2 separate regions of the Homo sapiens genome follow, and region 2 is linked to region 1. A link is a loop called in an ENCODE intact Hi-C map of the cell type or tissue named here. Cell type or tissue: heart left ventricle. All regions are shown on one strand. Each heading gives the region's core, and the rest is flanking DNA. Links, peaks and the distances in the headings are about the cores only. Region 1 overlaps CNN3-DT (CNN3 divergent transcript). Region 2 overlaps SLC44A3 (solute carrier family 44 member 3).

Region 1 (8,336 bases), core at 214-8,213:
GGACAGGTAACTAAAGCACTTATTGGTGAGGCTTGTCTAGGTTTTCTTTCATTAGGGTCCTTCTACTGAGTTTCAGGAGTTGACATGATGTTGATATTTTAAGGATGCGGTACTTAAATGCTAGACATTCAGATGTTGTGCTTCATTATTCATTCATCTCAACACATATTGGAAGGCCAGTCTGCACCAGGTTATATACCTGGTTGTATTTGTGTTCTGTCCATACAGTATGGGGAGATATAGGTGTGTGCGTGTGTGTGTGTGTGTGTGTGTGTGTGTGAATGTGTAATTATTTTTGATGACCATATTAAAAAAAGAAAAAAGAAACGAAAGAAAAGAAAGGGAAGGTGTGTGGTGAAACTGTTGAGAACTTCCCCAGTGCCTATTCCAGAGTTAGGCCCTCCTGGTCCAATCCCAGCACTACAAATATTAGTTGTGAGACTTTGGGCAAGTCTAATGATATGTTCTAAATGATATGATCTAAATGTTCTCATCTGTACAACTGTGACAAAAACAGGACCCATTTACTGTAAATATTAAAAGATTTAAACCATGTGCCTGGCATGTGATAAGGGCTCCATAAATGTTAATTTCATGATAAAGAAAGGGACTAGACATCAGCTTTGGGGGCAAAAAGAACCCCATCAAACTTGTAAATGTCACTATCATGATTATTGACACTCTGTTGATGATATTGTGCAGAAAATAATTAACATAACAGGCCCGAACTACTGCCTGTGAAAAGGCAGGCTTGCAAGGTTGGCCCTTGGCTGGTATGTGGGAGAGAACTGAGATTTTGCAAGGGTTCCCACCATTAACTGATAAGAGTGGTTCATTGTGCCAGACTGTTTGTGCAAACAATGTGGTTTGTGCTGAACACCTGCTTTCTTCTGGGAAGCCAGTATTTCCATATGTGCCAGGTTGGGGCTGCCTACATGACCAGGCTCCAGTAAAAACGTGGGGCACCGAGTCTCTAATGAGCTCCCTTGGTTGGCAACATTTCACACCTGTTTTCACATACAGAACTTGCTGCTGGGGGGTTAATTTATCCTTTGTGATTTTACTGACAGAGGAGCCTTAGAAGCTTGTGCCTGGTTTTCCCCAGACTTCACCCCAGATGCCTTTTCTCTTTGCTGATTCTGCTTGTTATCTTTTTGCTGAAATAAATCATAGCCATTAGTGTTACATGATAGTAGGCTGAGTCCTATGAGTCCTCTTAGTGACTCATTGAACCCGGGGATGGGCTGAACTAGTTATCTCTAAAGGAAACACATTTATTTGGGAAAGAGTGGTATCACAGCATCATCTAATTTAATGTAGGTAAACAAACATATCATTTTAAAAAAATGACTCAGAAACATACAATTTGAAAAAGTGTTCTTAAATGAATAAGGGATAAAAACGCTCCAAGCAGCATTGTGTCTTCAGTGACCCTTCTTTAAAATTATAAAAATGTTAAGAGTCTTTAGTGCTGTAAAAATTATACACTGTAGGCCAGGCACGGTGGCTCACACTTGTAATCCCAACACTTTGGGAGGCCAAGGCGGGCGGATCACCTAAGGTTGAGAGTTCGAGACCAGCCTGACCAACATGGAGAAACCCTGTCTCTACTAAAAATACAAAATTAGTTGGGCATGGTGGCACATGCCTGTAATCCCAGCTACTCGGGAGGCTGAGGCAGGAGAATCGCTTGACCCCAGGAGGCGGATGTTGCAGTGAGCTGAGATTGCACCATTGCACTCCAGCCTGGGCAACAAGAGTGAAACTCATCTCAAAAAAATAAATAAATAAAATAAAATAAAATAAAATTATACACTGTAATGTATAGAGCAGGGGTGTCCAATCTTTTTGGCTTCCTTTGGCCACATTGGAAGAAGAATTGTCTCGGGCCACACATAAAATACACTAACACTAATGACATAAGATGAGAAAAAAAAAAAGGCCCAAGCATAAATCTCATAATGTTTTATGAAACTTTACAAATATGTGTGGGGCCACATTCAAAGCCATCCTAGGCTGCATGCAGCCCGCAGGCTGCGGGTTGGACAAACTTGGTATAAAGCAGAAGGCAGCAATGCGGTAATTTACAATTTTTCGGTCATTGTACACTAAAAGCTCCCTGGGTCCCACTCCTACTCCACACACCTCCCTTTCTACCCCGTTCCCTCCCCAATAGTCTTGATTTCCTTCCCAGTGTCTGTGAAGCTAATTTTGGTATTCACTAACGAATTCTGTATGGTTTGAGAGTCAAATGTGAATGTATCACATATAGATGTTTCTAGACTATTCTTTCAGCAACAGTTTGAAATATACTTATTCAGCAAGAACTAACTGAATACCTTCTACATGCCAGGCTGACATGTAAAATTATTTGGTTTAACATGAACCCTGCAGTTTTTATTATGATACCACAGAATGCAGCTTAAAAGCCCTTGTTAGGCAAACCTCTCAAAACCCCGTGCTTTATTTTCTGTCAAAGATGATCAACAAAAGCATGTATTTGGGTAGTGTTGTGCTGGCCTTTGTATCAAATGAACTAGTCGAGCATTATTTTTTATCCCTTTGATAGAATGCAGATTTCCCATTAAAAAAGCAAATCTTTCAGGCTGGGCTTGGTGGCTCACGCCTGTAATCCCTGCACTTTGGGAGGCCGAGGTGGGCGGATCATGAGGTCAGAAGATCGAGACCATCCTGGCTAACATGGTAAAACCCCGTCTCTACTAAAAATACAAAAAATAAGTCGGGTGTGGTGGCGGGCACCTGTAGTCCCAGCTACTTGGGAGGCTGAGGCAGGAGAATGGCATGAACCTGAGAGGCAGAGCTTGCAGTGAGCCGAGATCGTGCCACTGCACTCCAGCATGGGCAACAGAGCGAGCCTCCGTCTAGAAAAAAAAAAAAAAAGCAAATCTTTCATTTTATAAAGATTTTTTTTTTTTTGAGACAGAGTCTTGCTCTGTCACCCAGGCACAGTGGCGCAATCTTAGCTCACTGCAACCCCTGACTCCTGGTTTCAAGCAATTCTCCCTGCCTCAGTCTCCTGAGTAGCTGGGATTACAGGTGCACACCACCACGCCTGGCTAATTTTTGTATTTTTGGTAGAGACGGGGTTTTGCCATGTTGGCCAGCCTGGTCTTGAACTCCTGAGTTCAGGTGATCTGCCTGCCTTGGCCTCCCAAAGTGCTGGGATTACAGGCGTGAGCCACCATGCCCGGCCAAAAAGATTTAATAAAATGATACTTCTTTCCAGCTGGTTAAATTTAAAACACTGGAAAAAAAAGTTTCATGCAAGACTGTTCTCCAAGTCTGGGCCAGAGCAGTTTCATTTGAGAGTGAGCTGATTGCGTTGGTATTTAACTCACAGCCACAAGCATTTGTCCACACAGGGGAGAGAAGCAGGCCCTTGTAGCCCTCCTGATTTGCCTGACAGTGCCATGAAGACTGCTGCTGTATTATTGCTGCTGGCCCTTCCCTTAGTGCTGACAGATTTCAGGGAAGAGCTGTGCCAAAACTGTTAGTATTTTCCTCTTCAGTTCTCAAATTAAGACATTTCTTGATCTCCTCATGACTCCACCTTCTCTGTTTTTTTGAGGGAATTTGGAGGCCTACATTCTATAACTGGCAAAAAATGATGGAGACAGATAGCAAATGCATCCAGCTGCAGAAGGAGGCAATACATTAAGTCAAATCAGTATTTATTTACTGAGCATTGGTACTACCTAAACCCTGGGTCGGGAATAAAAAAGTAAAATGTGACCCTTGCCCTCCAGGAGCATATAATGAGTTTGTATTAGACAAGACGTTTTGGTATCAGGGAACAGAAGGCCACTTGGGCTGGCTTATGCAAAGCCAGGAATTTATTATACACAAGGGAAGGAAAGCTTCTGCGTCTCAATGAGGGATAAAACCCAAGAACTGGATGCTAACAGGAACCAGTGTTGCTCTCCTTGTCTCTTGGAGGCCCCAAGTCTCTCACAGCTGCTTTTATTCTGAGCCTCAACTTCGTGCTCACTTCCTGGAGATCAGTTTTATCTGTGGAGATGAGCAGAGGCTGCTTGTTGTACCTATGATGTCACTGTTCCCCTTTTTCTCTGAAAAGAGAGTTTTAGCTGAACACTTGGCCACTCAGCTGACAGATGCACTTCCAAGCTTCCCTTGCTGTTAATTGTAGGCATTTACTAGGCTTTAGCCAATGTGATATGGGCAGAAATGATATGTACAACTTCCAGGTTACACTCTTAAATAGAAAGGAATGGGCGCCTCCTTTCCTCTTTTTCCCTCCTTGCTGCCTGGGTGTGAATAAGATGGCAGGAGTTGAAGTAATTGTCTTTAACCTAGCAATAGAATTACAGGTGGAGAATGGCAGAGCAACAAGGTGAAAGGAGCCTGGGTCCCCAACTCCATGGAGCTAATGTGATTATTAGCCCTGACCCAACTGCTTAGCCTCAGACTCTTATATAAGAGGGAAACATAGATCTCATTTGAGCTAGTATTATATTGGGATTTTATTGAGGAAGCCAGAACCTGCAACCTAACTTTTAAACCTGCTTTCTCTGTTTTTCTACGTATAAGATTGCTCTAAATTTATAAGACCTCAGTTTAAGTGACCAAACAAGAAATTCAACTTCAAATACCCAGGTAAGAGGATCGATTGGGGCATCTTCAGACTTCTAATCAGCTAAACTTAGAGGGGAGGGTAAAAGAATACAAGCCTAGCTACGGGGGCTACTGTGGGTGGGGGTAAAGTTGGGGGGTCATTTTCAGCGGGGGGTCATTTTCAGCGGAGGGTCATCTACTTTATTGACCATGCTTCTATATTGAGACCCACCATTCTTAGAGGTATTTGTGTAATTATTTTAGAAGGAAATTATGTATAATGTGTAAAAGCCAAGCCTATGCATTAAATGGAATAGTGAGTGAAAAGGAAATTTCAGAAATTGGAAGAGAAACTGACATCTCTCTGTCAATTAATAAAGTCTCCTGTGAGTGTGAAGATAGACTGGCTGGCTAGGTGGTGACCTTGTTTTCCCACACAGATCTTCCAAAGCTGCTTGGTCTGTCAGAGAAGATGACAGTCACAAATAAAGAAGAAAGGCTCTTTAGTATTCGGAGCTGTGTTTTCCTGCTAGATCCGCAAAACAGACATAATTAGTGTGTTTATATGAGATCTGTTTAGTAGCTAGGAGAGAGTTTGAGAAAAAAGGAAGGTGTCTTCGTCACCTTCCTGTTTTAACAAAATAACATAGACTGGGTGCTTATAAGCAACAGAAATTTATTTCTCACAGTTCTAGAGGCTGAAAGTTCAAGCTTAGGATGGTTGGGTTCTGGTGAGGACCCTCTTTCTGGCTCGCAGACTGATGACTTATTTTTGTATCCTCACATGGAGTAGAGAGAGCAAGCTAGCTCTCTGATCTCTTCTTATAAGGGCACTAATCCCATTCATTAATGAGGGCTCCATACTCATGACCTAATAAGGTCCCACCTCCAAATACCACCATACTGGGGATTAGATTTCAACATATGAATTTCTGGAGGACACAAAAATTTAGTCTGTCACATTCTGCTCATGGTCCTGAAAACTTATGTCCTTCTCAAATGCAAAATACACTTGGTCATTCCATTCCAACAGCTCCCCAGCCTCACCACCAATTTTTAACTCATTCTGGCATCAACTCCAAAATCTAAAGTCTGAAGTCTCATTGAAGTATTATCTAAATCAGATATGGGTAAGACTCCACATATAATTCATACTGAGGCAAATTTCCTCTCCAGCTGTGAACTTATAAAACCAAACAAGTTATGTACTTCCAAAATACAATGGTGGAACAAGCATAGGGTAGATATTCCTATTCCAAAAGATAAAAATAGGGAAGAAGGAAGGTGTGACGGGTCCCAAATAAGCCCAAATCTAGCAAGGCAAACTCCATGGGTTCCTAAGTCTCCTAGCTCTGCACTCTGCCCTCCAGGCCTGCTGGAGAAACGGTCCTGCCTTTGGGACCCGCTGTGTGGCAGTCTCACCTTCCACACCCACTGAGGCTGCAGTCCCTATCCTGTGGCTCTGACAGGCAGGGGTCCTGCCCCCAAAGGTCTTGCTAGGTTGGAGTCAAGCCTGCACAGCTTTGAGTGAGGATCATCTGACCTGTTGAAAACAAGGCGACAGCTCCTCATTTCAAAACTAAGGAGGCAGCCCTGATGATCTGTGAATCGCTTTCATGGTCATTCTTCCCTTGTCTTGGAGAATAGTGCACATTTGCAGCCAAATAGCTCTAAGGTACTGTCCTGCAAAATCCAAGACTTCTGACATCCTTCCTTCATTCCTTCCCTCTCCTTCCCCTTCAAGTTAAACTGTCAGTTTATCTGTGGGGAGCTGAGTAAATTCATGGTTCACACCTAATCTCCTTATTGAATGGTTTCTTGGCCACACACCCTGAGTGTCCTCTTCCAAACGTGCTTTTCATATTTTTTTTGCAATACAGATAGGTTGAGAATTTTTCAGATAATTATGTTCCAGTTCCTTTTGCTTAAAAATTCCATCTTTAAGTCATTCTCTCTTCTCACATTTCACTGTTAGCAGTTAGGAGGAACCAAGCCACTTCTTCAACACTTTACTTAGATGCCTCTTCAGCTAAATATCCATTTTACCACTCACAAATTCTACCTTCCACAAAACACTAGAACATGAACACAACTCAACCAAATTCTTTGCCATTTTATAATAAGGATCACCTTTTGGCCATTGTCTGATAATGTGCTCCTCATTTCTATCTGAAACCTCATCAAAATGGCCTTTATCATTCTTATTTCTACCAACATTCTGTCCATGATTACTTATATATTATCTAAGAATATAAAAGCTTCCTCTAGAGCTCTTCTCTTACTATTTTGAGCCTTCACCAGAATTGACTTTAAACATCCCATCATGACAATCTCAGCTTCTTCTAGCATGCACTTTGAAACTTCTAATTCCAAAGCTGCTTTGACATTTTTAGGTATTTGTTAAAGGAGCACTCTACTTCTCAGTACCAATTTCTGTCTTAGTTAGCATGGACATCACTAACAAATTACCATAGACTGAGAAGCTCATACAACAAACATCTACTTCTCATAGTTCTGGAGGCTGCGCAGTCCAAGATCGAGGACTGGCAGATCCTGTGTCTGATGAAGGTTTTTTTTCCCTTGTTGCAGACTGCCAACTTTTTCTCGTATCCTCTTACGGAGTAAAGAGGGCAGGCTAGCTCTCTTACCTCTTCTTATAAGGCACTAATCCCATTCACAGGGCACCATCTGCGTGACCTAATCACCCCCCAAAGACCCCTCTTCCCAATATCATCACCTTCGGTATTAAATTTCAATGAGAATTTTGAGGGGACACAAACATTCAGACCATAACAGAAGGAATGTTAGACTGAAGACCGGCACTTCTGGGGTATTGGCAGGATAATTCCCAGTAAATGAAATGAGAGTGGCGAAGGACGCTTTTCTTGATGGAAGCAGGGGGTTCTTTGAGCTCATCCTTGTCTCTCTTCCCCTATTCTCCCTTGCAGCCAGCAACTAGAGTGTAATAGTTAAGTGAATGGACCCTGGAACCCCTCTGACTAACCTGGGCAGGTCACCCTCTCTGGGCCACAGTTTATTCATTTTTATCTATGGAAGGGATATAACATTACTCACCTCACAGGGTTATGTTAGGTTATAGGGAAATTTGTAAAAAGTGCTGAAAACAGTGCCTGCACAGAGTCATGCTATCATAATTAATCAAGCCTCTAATAATGATTACTATTCTTTCATTAAGCAAATGATTAGTGCCAGGGTCAAGAGACCCAACTGAGATAAGTAACGTGCTCAAAGCTTCACAACTAATAATTGGTGTTGCTGGGTTTGACACAAATGGATCTGACTCTAAAAAATGGGCTCTGGAGAGAATTCTTATCAATGTCACCACACACCCTCCCTTTCTTCTTACTTTTTTTCTTTTATTACAGTCATCACAGTAATAAAAGAATTAGTCTTTAAATCTAAGGAGCATACACAGTCAATTGTAATACAGGGCATTAAATTCTATTATATAGATTAAAAACTAAAAGTCATGGGAACCCAGAAGTGTGTATTTACCCAGACGGAGTAGCAGGACAAAGGAGGCTTCCTGGAGAAGATGACTGATCAGCTCGGTGAGAGGGAGCCAGGTAAGACAGTAAGACAGAAAGAGGACCATAGAAAAAAAGGTTTTCTGGATACAGCTGCTTTACTGAATTACTAAAAGCAGGCCACTGACTAGAACATGGAATTTGAGAGCCCTTTTTGCCAACCTAGTTGTCAGTGAGACATTCTATGTGAAGAAG
Region 2 (8,336 bases), core at 70-8,069, 51 kb after region 1:
GAGTTTTTATCTATAGTGACTTTAAAATTTTCTTTTTAAAGTTAGCACTTGAAATTTGTTTGTAGACACATAGAAGAGTTGACTGGAGCCTCAGCTCAGTAACTTGTCGGTTGTGCCCCTTCTGTCTTTTTGGTAGCATGGAAAGTTTTGTTTGTGTTGTGTATATTGTTGACATCTGATAATTTGTGCAATTTTATTTTTAACTTAAAAGATGGGAACCAACAAATGTGCCAGCCAGGCAGGTATGACAGCTTACGGGACTAGGAGGCATCTTTATGATCCCAAAATGCAAACTGACAAACCTTTTGACCAGACCACAATTAGTCTGCAGATGGGCACTAATAAAGGAGCCAGCCAGGTAAGCAATACCTTTTTATACGTGTACAAGAGTACACTTACCTTATTTTTATTAACCAGAAGTTTAAAGTAGGTATTTTTTGTATAGTTTATTTAGAGTATATTCCTTCAGGAATGTGGACTTTGCTGGGAAAGCAAAATAATCAAAAGACCTTTTCGATAGCAGCAAAAGCATGATGTGTCTCGTGGTTTTTGTTGGCAGTTAGAACAGCTGGCCTTTCTACCTAGCCAGCAGAAAAAAAGATATGTTTATTACAGTGTTCTTGCTCCAAAATCCAAGTAAAATATTGCTCATTTAAATGCTGACTTTTTTTTTTAAGGAGCCCTTAATTAATAGGTAAAATTACCTGGTGTTCCACTAAGAAGGATTTAACTAGCATTCCTATTAGATGTGTCAATATAAGGAGATGGAAATGCAACATGGTGAAAATACCAGTATACCACATCCAAGATAGAAATATTTCCTTGTTAAAAATAGATCACCAGCACCTCAGAAGGAAGTTCAACAACCATTTGAGAACAGACAGGTCTCACATCCAACAACAGCTGGGATAGGGTTTGAAAAACATTTTCTTACCGAGTCCAAGGGAGATTTATCAAACTTTGCCCTTATGGAACACATCCTACCGGGTGCGGCATTATGTCTCTCATAGCTGCCACTCACGTTTACTTTTCTACCCACTCTGAACCTGGAAGTGTGTGCTTGATGTAAGTAGAGAGATGAAGTATGAGTTACTGTACTCTGAAAAAGAGGGGAGTGGCTGTGAAGTGGCTGGTTCTTCTGTATCTCAGCCTTTTGAAAAGACTCAAGTCCTTAAGATCTGCTCAACATAGTTTCTGTTGAATATATTATAAATTTTTGAAATTGGTAACCCAGATAATGTATGTGGTCCCCATGGGCATTCACATGGAACTTTCTGGTGTGGAAGCATTATGATTTCACATTCTTTATGTCTCATTCTCTCTTAAATCCAGAGTAGGTAGTAATGTCTCCATTTTGCAGTTTGAGAAACCTAAAGCTAAATTTACGTGTTTGAGGCCACATAGTAATTTTATAGCAGAGCAAGGATTTTGAAGAAAGGTCTCACCTAGCTCAAAAGCCAATGAATATTGCTTCATGGAAGTGATTCGGTATCAGGATATTTTGGTTAAGCTAGCTTTACCCCTGAACCAAATGAAAGTTCATGTATTACTGTTCATATTCAATGTGAATTCTATAATTTATAAATTATTCACAAGAATAGATTCTAGCTGCTGTTTTAACTTTTATACTATGTTCTAATACCAGGCAGGGATGTTAGCACCAGGTACCAGAAGAGACATCTATGATCAGAAGCTAACATTACAGCCGGTGGACAACTCGACAATTTCCCTACAGATGGGTACCAACAAAGTTGCTTCCCAGAAAGGAATGAGTGTGTATGGGCTTGGGCGGCAAGTATATGATCCCAAATACTGTGCTGCTCCTACAGAACCTGTCATTCACAACGGAAGCCAAGGAACAGGAACAAATGGTTCGGAAATCAGTGATAGTGATTATCAGGCAGAATACCCTGATGAGTATCATGGCGAGTACCAGGATGACTACCCCAGAGATTACCAATATAGCGACCAAGGCATTGATTATTAGATCCACACAGAAGGAGCTCAGTATTTAGTCCTTTGTTTTTATTCAGTGAGAACCAAGCTAGCCTTGAGTAATTTTTATCTTGTCTTCCTAAAACACTATTAAGCTTATTGTACTTTTAAGAAAAATTGCCTTACGTACATTCCTTTTTCCTTTTTCTGCCTCTTCCCTCAATAGTTGCCTTTTAGTGCTGTAATAGTTAAATCCTACAGCATAATCAATAACTCGCATATGAAGTAAAAAGGAATACTGTGAAAGGGGAGTACTCTTGTACAGCCAGTTCTTTTATGCAAAAATCTATGCATTTTTACAATCTTATATTAAACTGGTATTTTCAAACAATAGGAAACTTTTTTTTTTTTTTTTTTTTTTTACAGTTTAGTGTATCTGGTTTCTACATGGAAGACTAAACTCATGCTTATTGCTAAATGTGGTCTTTGCCAACTAAATTTAAGATGCAGCATTTTAGAAATTTACATATCAATGTTTCTACAGTATTGTTTGCTAATTTTTAAATAAAGTCATGATCAGTGTGCATTTGTGATTATATGTGTACTCATTCTCTTACCTAGCGAACAAGATCTTTTCAGAGTGGTGTTTCTAAAAGAGCATGTACAAAAGTGGCCTGTGGACATTTAGGCCTGGGTGATGCATTTGCTCTTCCTGTTTGTGCCAATGTATCAATGTAGAGTTGCTCTGTTTTCTTCAACTGTATTTATTGCTGCATTTCTCAGCATAAACTTATCCCATTGTATTTTTTATAAATAAATATTTTTTTTGAACTTTCATATGAACCACAGGCTGATTATTTTCTGGCTAGCTTCTAGATAGGTAGGGTCAGATTTTTTTTTAAGTACCTTTTTCCTAGGTACTGTTACAAGGTACATTAACATTTTATTTACTTCACACAACACTGCACTCTATGCTTAAGGAGATTGAGGCTTAGGAAACCATTACACATAGTAAATGACAGAATTCTAATCATTTTCTGACCCTTGCTTATTTCACTGACTTGGCTGGCCCAGATTCATCTTAAATTCAACTTGGAATAATCTTAAAATCTTTAGGAATATTGACAGGAGGGGTGGGGAATTTTCCTATCTTAGGGTAAGTAAACATGAATAAGAAACATGCTAGGTCAGCCATAGGATGTGCTGCTTGGTAATAAGCCAGGGTTTATAGTGAAACATAAACCTTCAGTCCTGACAGAGGGAAGGACAAACAATAGCTAGGTGTCATAGTGACAAAAATGCAGTCACTAAAAGAAAATTAGTAACTCACACTTTCCGACATTGTCTCAGCCAAGCCATGTCTTCTAATAGGATTGGCTCTATTAGGTTTGGGGGCGAAAACCGTCTGTTTTTTGCTGAGAGATGAGGAGTATATACACATGGTTTGATGAGCCCACAAAAGTGAAGGCTATTTGCTCATCATTCCACAATGACTAGGTTTAATGCTTCTGGGAAACTGCTTGTAAAGGAAACTATTGGAGTCAACCTAATTCAATGGTGGCATTTAAGAAAAAAGTCATTGCATTTAAAGTAGACCTGAGTTCTAAGGCTTTCCTTGTCATCTTTGACTCTTCAAAGTTTAGGGAAGGGAAGCCTTATATCACACTACCTGCCCTGCCATTTAAGTCAGATTGATTCCCATGAGGCTGCCAATCAACATGTTAAAATGTTTCTATTTGGTTAGAGTTTTAAAAACGAAAAGCTCTTCCCCTCACTCCCATCTACATAAATCTCTGAGGTCCAGGCAGAAGTATTTTTAAAAATCTGTCTCCAGGTAATTTCTCAGGTGGGGCTGTGGTTGAAAACCACTTCTTCCAGAATGTCTGCTGTAAGAGGAGTGCTTGTGTATCAGGAGTTTGGATAAATTGTGTGTGCCATCACGGAATGTGATCTGGTGGAGAGACATAACAGAAAGTGGATTCACAGTCATATCAGAGAAGAGCATGGAGGAAAAGGACAGAAGAGAGGGCAAGTAATGCTGCTCAGAGGCATTGCAGAAGCATGATGCTATCAGAGCTGGGTTTTGAAGAATAAGTAGGAGTTTGCCATTAGCAAAGAGGAGGAAGAGTATTCAGAAAAAAAGGAAGAGCATGTGCACAGACTAAATCATTGGTTACACTCCTGCCTCTCCTGTACATGCCCAGTTCAGGTGGTAGTTCATGTTAGAGTAGACAGTTTTGGCTTTTATTGTCACCAAATCTAAGAATTGTACTTTGAAAAGTTAATCCATTTAGCATATTTCCAGGATTGGCTGAGTAGGGAAGTATCCTACTCTGTATAAAAGCAACTTTCCAAGCTGGGCATGGTGGCATGCCTGTAGTCCCAGCTGCTTGGGAGGCTGAGGCAGGAGGATCACTTGAGCCTAAGAGCTGGAGGCCGCAGTGAGCTATGATGGCACCTGTGCATAGACACTGTACTCCAACCTTGGGAACATAGTGAGATGCTGTCCCTTTAAAAAAAAAAATCCAGAGATTTCTGCTAACAAAATCCTTATCTTAAAAAGGTTTATTTATTAGTTGTGCACTTACAAACTTACCTCAGTTCTTACATAGTGTACTTTGTAAGTTGATGCATATAAACATGGTTTTAGAAGAGTTTTTCTGTCCTAATTTGTACAAAAAAAGGTAAACTAATATAGTTCCAGTATTGTTACCTGGTCAAACAATAATGACAAAGACAATGAGGAAGAATAGGGTTTATTAGGTCTTTTAAAAAAAAATTCACTAACTTTTCTCTAGTGGTCTCATCTTCTATTCTGTAAATGGCTCTTAGAAGGAAATGTTTTCCAGGTACAGATACCTAAATGGGTATCTATCTCACAATGGCCTGGAGTTCTGTTCCCTCCTCATTCCTTAATGAGTGCTTGTCCTGCTGTGCCCTTGCATTGTTTAATTTGTTGCTCCTTTTTACGAAACTCTGAAAAACAAAAGAACAAGTTAGAATAGTATTATGTGTCTGTACTGTTGATAACGTAGGGGCCGAGGGAAAACTTCTCCTTTGCCCTCTGACGGTTTGCTGAAGAATTAACTTACAAAAGGCAGATTAACAGGAGAAATGGCATATAAAGTAGCACAGGGGAGAATCACAGTGAGTGTCTAAATGGGGTACAGATAATTCTGTTTTTGGGAAAGGGAGATGGGGAAGTGTGGATGATTTTATGGGGGTGGTGAATTACTTTTAGGGGAGTTTAATGAGCTTGAAGAACACTTAGTGGCTGGGAACAAAGTCTGTTGGGCCCACAGGACAGTGGTTTGTGACAAAAGTCTGTCCAGGTGTGTTGACTGAATTTAGTCTTTGTTTCTGCTATATAAGTCCAGTTAATGGAAAACTCAGGGAAGGGGCCAGAGGTGGTTTTTTTCTTTGGTGGGTCTGGACTTTAGGCAGATAAGGGGATTTCATTCAGATGACAGCTTCATCCTGTGCTTTGGGAGAAGGTCAGAGAGTTCTTGAGGCTTCTTCAGTTCAGCATGTCAAAGTGCCATATTATGGAGTATCAATTTCTGAGTCCCAATGATAGCCATTTACAAGTTCTTGGCCTTAAATTTCAGATAACTGGATCCTTAAGAAAGTTTCTTCTGTTGAAAAAACTATTTTAAGGGGTAAATTTCAAGGTGGATTTTTTTTGGGGGGGAGGTGGTGGAGACGGAGTCACCCTCTGTCGCCCAGGCTGGAGTGCAATGGCGCCATCTCAGCTCACTGCAACCTCCACCTCCCGGGTTCAAGCGATTCTCCTGTCTCAGCCTCCTAAGCAGCTGAGATTACAGGCGCCTGCCACTGTGCCTGGCTAATTTTTGTATTTTTAGTAGAGATAGGGTTTCACCATGTTGGCCAGGCTGGTCTCAAATTCCTGACCTCATGTGATCCACCTGCCTTGGCTTCCCAAAGTGCTGGGATTGCAGGTGTGAGCCATAGTGCCCGGATTTCAAGGTGGATTTTTAACTGGAAAAGTAAATCAGGGGATGGAGACCTGGCTAGCTACATACCACCATCATAAGCACTTTCCTTAGAGTACATACAAATAAGTCAATAAACAAGTAAAAAGTAAAAATTGTATTTTGGCTGAGTGCGGTGGCTCACAACTGTAATCCCAGCACTTGTGGGAGGCCGAGGCAGATGGATCACCTGAGGTCAGGAGTTCAAAACCAGCCTGACCAACATGGTGAAACCCCGTCTCTTCTAAAAATACAAAATTAGGCGTGGTGGTGCACGCCTGTAATCCCAGCTACTTGGGAGGCTGAGGCAGGAGAATCGCTTGAACCTAGGAGGTGGAGGTTGCGGTGAGCTGAGATTGCGCCATTGCACTCAAGCCTGGGCAACAAGAGCAAAACTCTGTCTCAAAAAAAAAAGTAAAATTTGTAGTTTATGTTTTATATGGAGAAGGATGAGGATACATTAATTATAAATTGTAGAAGTGGTTCTTAAAAAATTGAGTGCCTGCTGAACCAAAGAGTGCATTAAATGCTCTGTTTAAAGCTAAAAGGGCTTTAACACCTAATTTTTATGGCAACAGAATGAAAGAAAAGTATGCAAATATCATATAACTCAGACAAGGAAAAGAGATGAGACATCATTCAGCTGTTAAAATATCCCTGTCTACCCAGGATAAGGCAAATAAGCAACAACTGTGTTGCAAAGGCTGTTGCAAACAGCTGCCTGCTATTTCCAGATATAAGCAGTATGGGCGCTCCGCTGAGGGTGTGGCTTTTCTCACACTGGTGTGCCTGGGCTAATAAAGGGCCTGAGAATTGCAGATCTGTCAATACTGGCACAGAGGAGCACACAAGTGTGCTCTCCCTAATATAGTGGGTATGAACATCATGCTTGGAGATGCAAAAATGCTTTAGAAAAAGATCAACTGTTAAACTTCTAGACCACCCAAAAGGCCAGATCATGCCATGAGCACCAAAGGGAGCTGAACTACTGTGTTCAGGACATCTTCTGCCCAGGGTAAGAAGTGCTGCTGCTACTTAGGAATCCATCTGATCAGCATTCTTGTTCAGCTTCACTTCTTCAGGGAGAAGGTTCTCAGAAAGGGAGGTGGGTTCAGCCTTGGAGAGTTCAGCGCAAATCCCACTTTCAGGCCCGGGGGTAGTAGAAGCCTCAGAGCCCTCTAGAAGAGAGAGGCTGGGTATGAGCCTCTTTCGTGTGTGCAGCTTTACAAAACTTTCAAGATTGCGAGCATGGAGATTGCAATTGGAAATGAAATGTTTGCTTACCAGAAATTCTTGATCCATAAAGTAGGGCTTTTCTGACGATCCATCATTTGTTTCCAGATCAACAGCAAAACACAGGAAAAGTGCATCCAGCACAGTTTCAAACACAGATAAAAAACTATGGGCTACTAAGTAGGCAAAAAAAGCTACCAATAACAGAGGGACTGCCCACACCTGGAATGCCCGATTGTAGTTAAAAGCCATGAGTCCTCCAAAAACAGTGAAACACACCACTAACACCTGTGCAAAAGAAGAGTTTGTTGAAAATCTTTATGAATCAGTTGCTTAGATGTTTTTGTCAGTTACAAGTAATGGTTTAATATACGTTCCTGTGTGCAACGTGTGTGTGCACTATTGTAAAGAATGCTTGTCAGAAATTTTGGCAGAATGAAATAGAGGAAAAAATGAAAAGCTGTATCAAAAGGAAACCCAGTTAATGGCGAGTAGGAAGGTTATATGTAATTTTATCTGTGCCTAGCTTTTGTATTTATATAAATGTAATAATATCTCACAAGCTTTTTATTCTGCTTTTTCACTTAACACCAAAATAAGCCTATTCACTTTAAAACTTTTTTTAGAAACCATCCCTCTTTCTTTTGAGACAGAGTCTCGTTCTGTTGCCCAGGCTGGAGTACAGTGGTGTGATCTCGGCTCACTGCAACCTCCGCCTCCCAGGTTCAAGTGATTCTCCTGCCTCAGCCTCCTGAGTAGCTGGGATTACAGGCACCCGCCACCACACCCGGCTAATTTTTGTATTTTTAGTAGAGACGGGGTTTTCCCATGTTGGCCAGGCTGATCTCAAACTCCTGACCTCAAGTGATCTGCCTGCCTCGGTATCCCAAAATACTGGGATTACACATGTGAGCCACTGTGCCCAGTCCAGGTTTCAATACTCTTTCCATATATTCTTAATGAGAAACCCACAAACGTTCATTTTCTGAGATTAGTAGCATTTTCATTTTAGACCTGAAAAAGAGGGAATCAGAATGGTAGAACTGATCACAGGTAAGAGAGTAAGACTAAGATTAAAATTCTGGCTCTACCTATTGTAGTACCCTGGAAAGGTTATTAAACCTTCATTTTCTCTTCTGCAAAGTAGGGATACCTCATGGGATTGAGGATTAAATG

Evidence for each region. Hi-C counts contacts between places; a loop is a spot of excess contacts. Peaks named below come from ENCODE experiments on the same cell type or tissue, not always from the same donor. Only the 100,000 strongest peaks of a DNase experiment are listed, where the experiment ranks them.
Region 2: a loop joins it to region 1, with 5 times the contacts of the local background. A loop is called at or near these places in 1 of 110 quality-filtered maps.

The regions. Positions count from the first base shown.
Region 1 is chr1:94,942,715-94,951,050 of GRCh38, reverse strand. The region is part of intron 2 of CNN3-DT (CNN3 divergent transcript); the gene reads right to left. Among named protein-coding and RNA genes, the nearest start is that of CNN3, 20 kb to the right of the region's middle. In heart left ventricle, for the core only: no CTCF peak of the experiment used is centred there; no DNase peak of the experiment used is centred there; H3K27ac peaks cover 1,857 bases.
Region 2 is chr1:94,891,393-94,899,728 of GRCh38, reverse strand. SLC44A3 (solute carrier family 44 member 3) reads right to left here. Exons shown (of 15, transcript NM_001114106.3): 14 at 7,212-7,448; 15 at 4,483-4,911. The coding sequence ends at 4,807. It overlaps CNN3 (calponin 3), which reads left to right. Exons shown (of 7, transcript NM_001839.5): 6 at 212-358; 7 at 1,646-2,772. The coding sequence ends at 1,987. Among named protein-coding and RNA genes, the nearest start is that of CNN3-DT, 31 kb to the left of the region's middle. In heart left ventricle, for the core only: no CTCF peak of the experiment used is centred there; no DNase peak of the experiment used is centred there.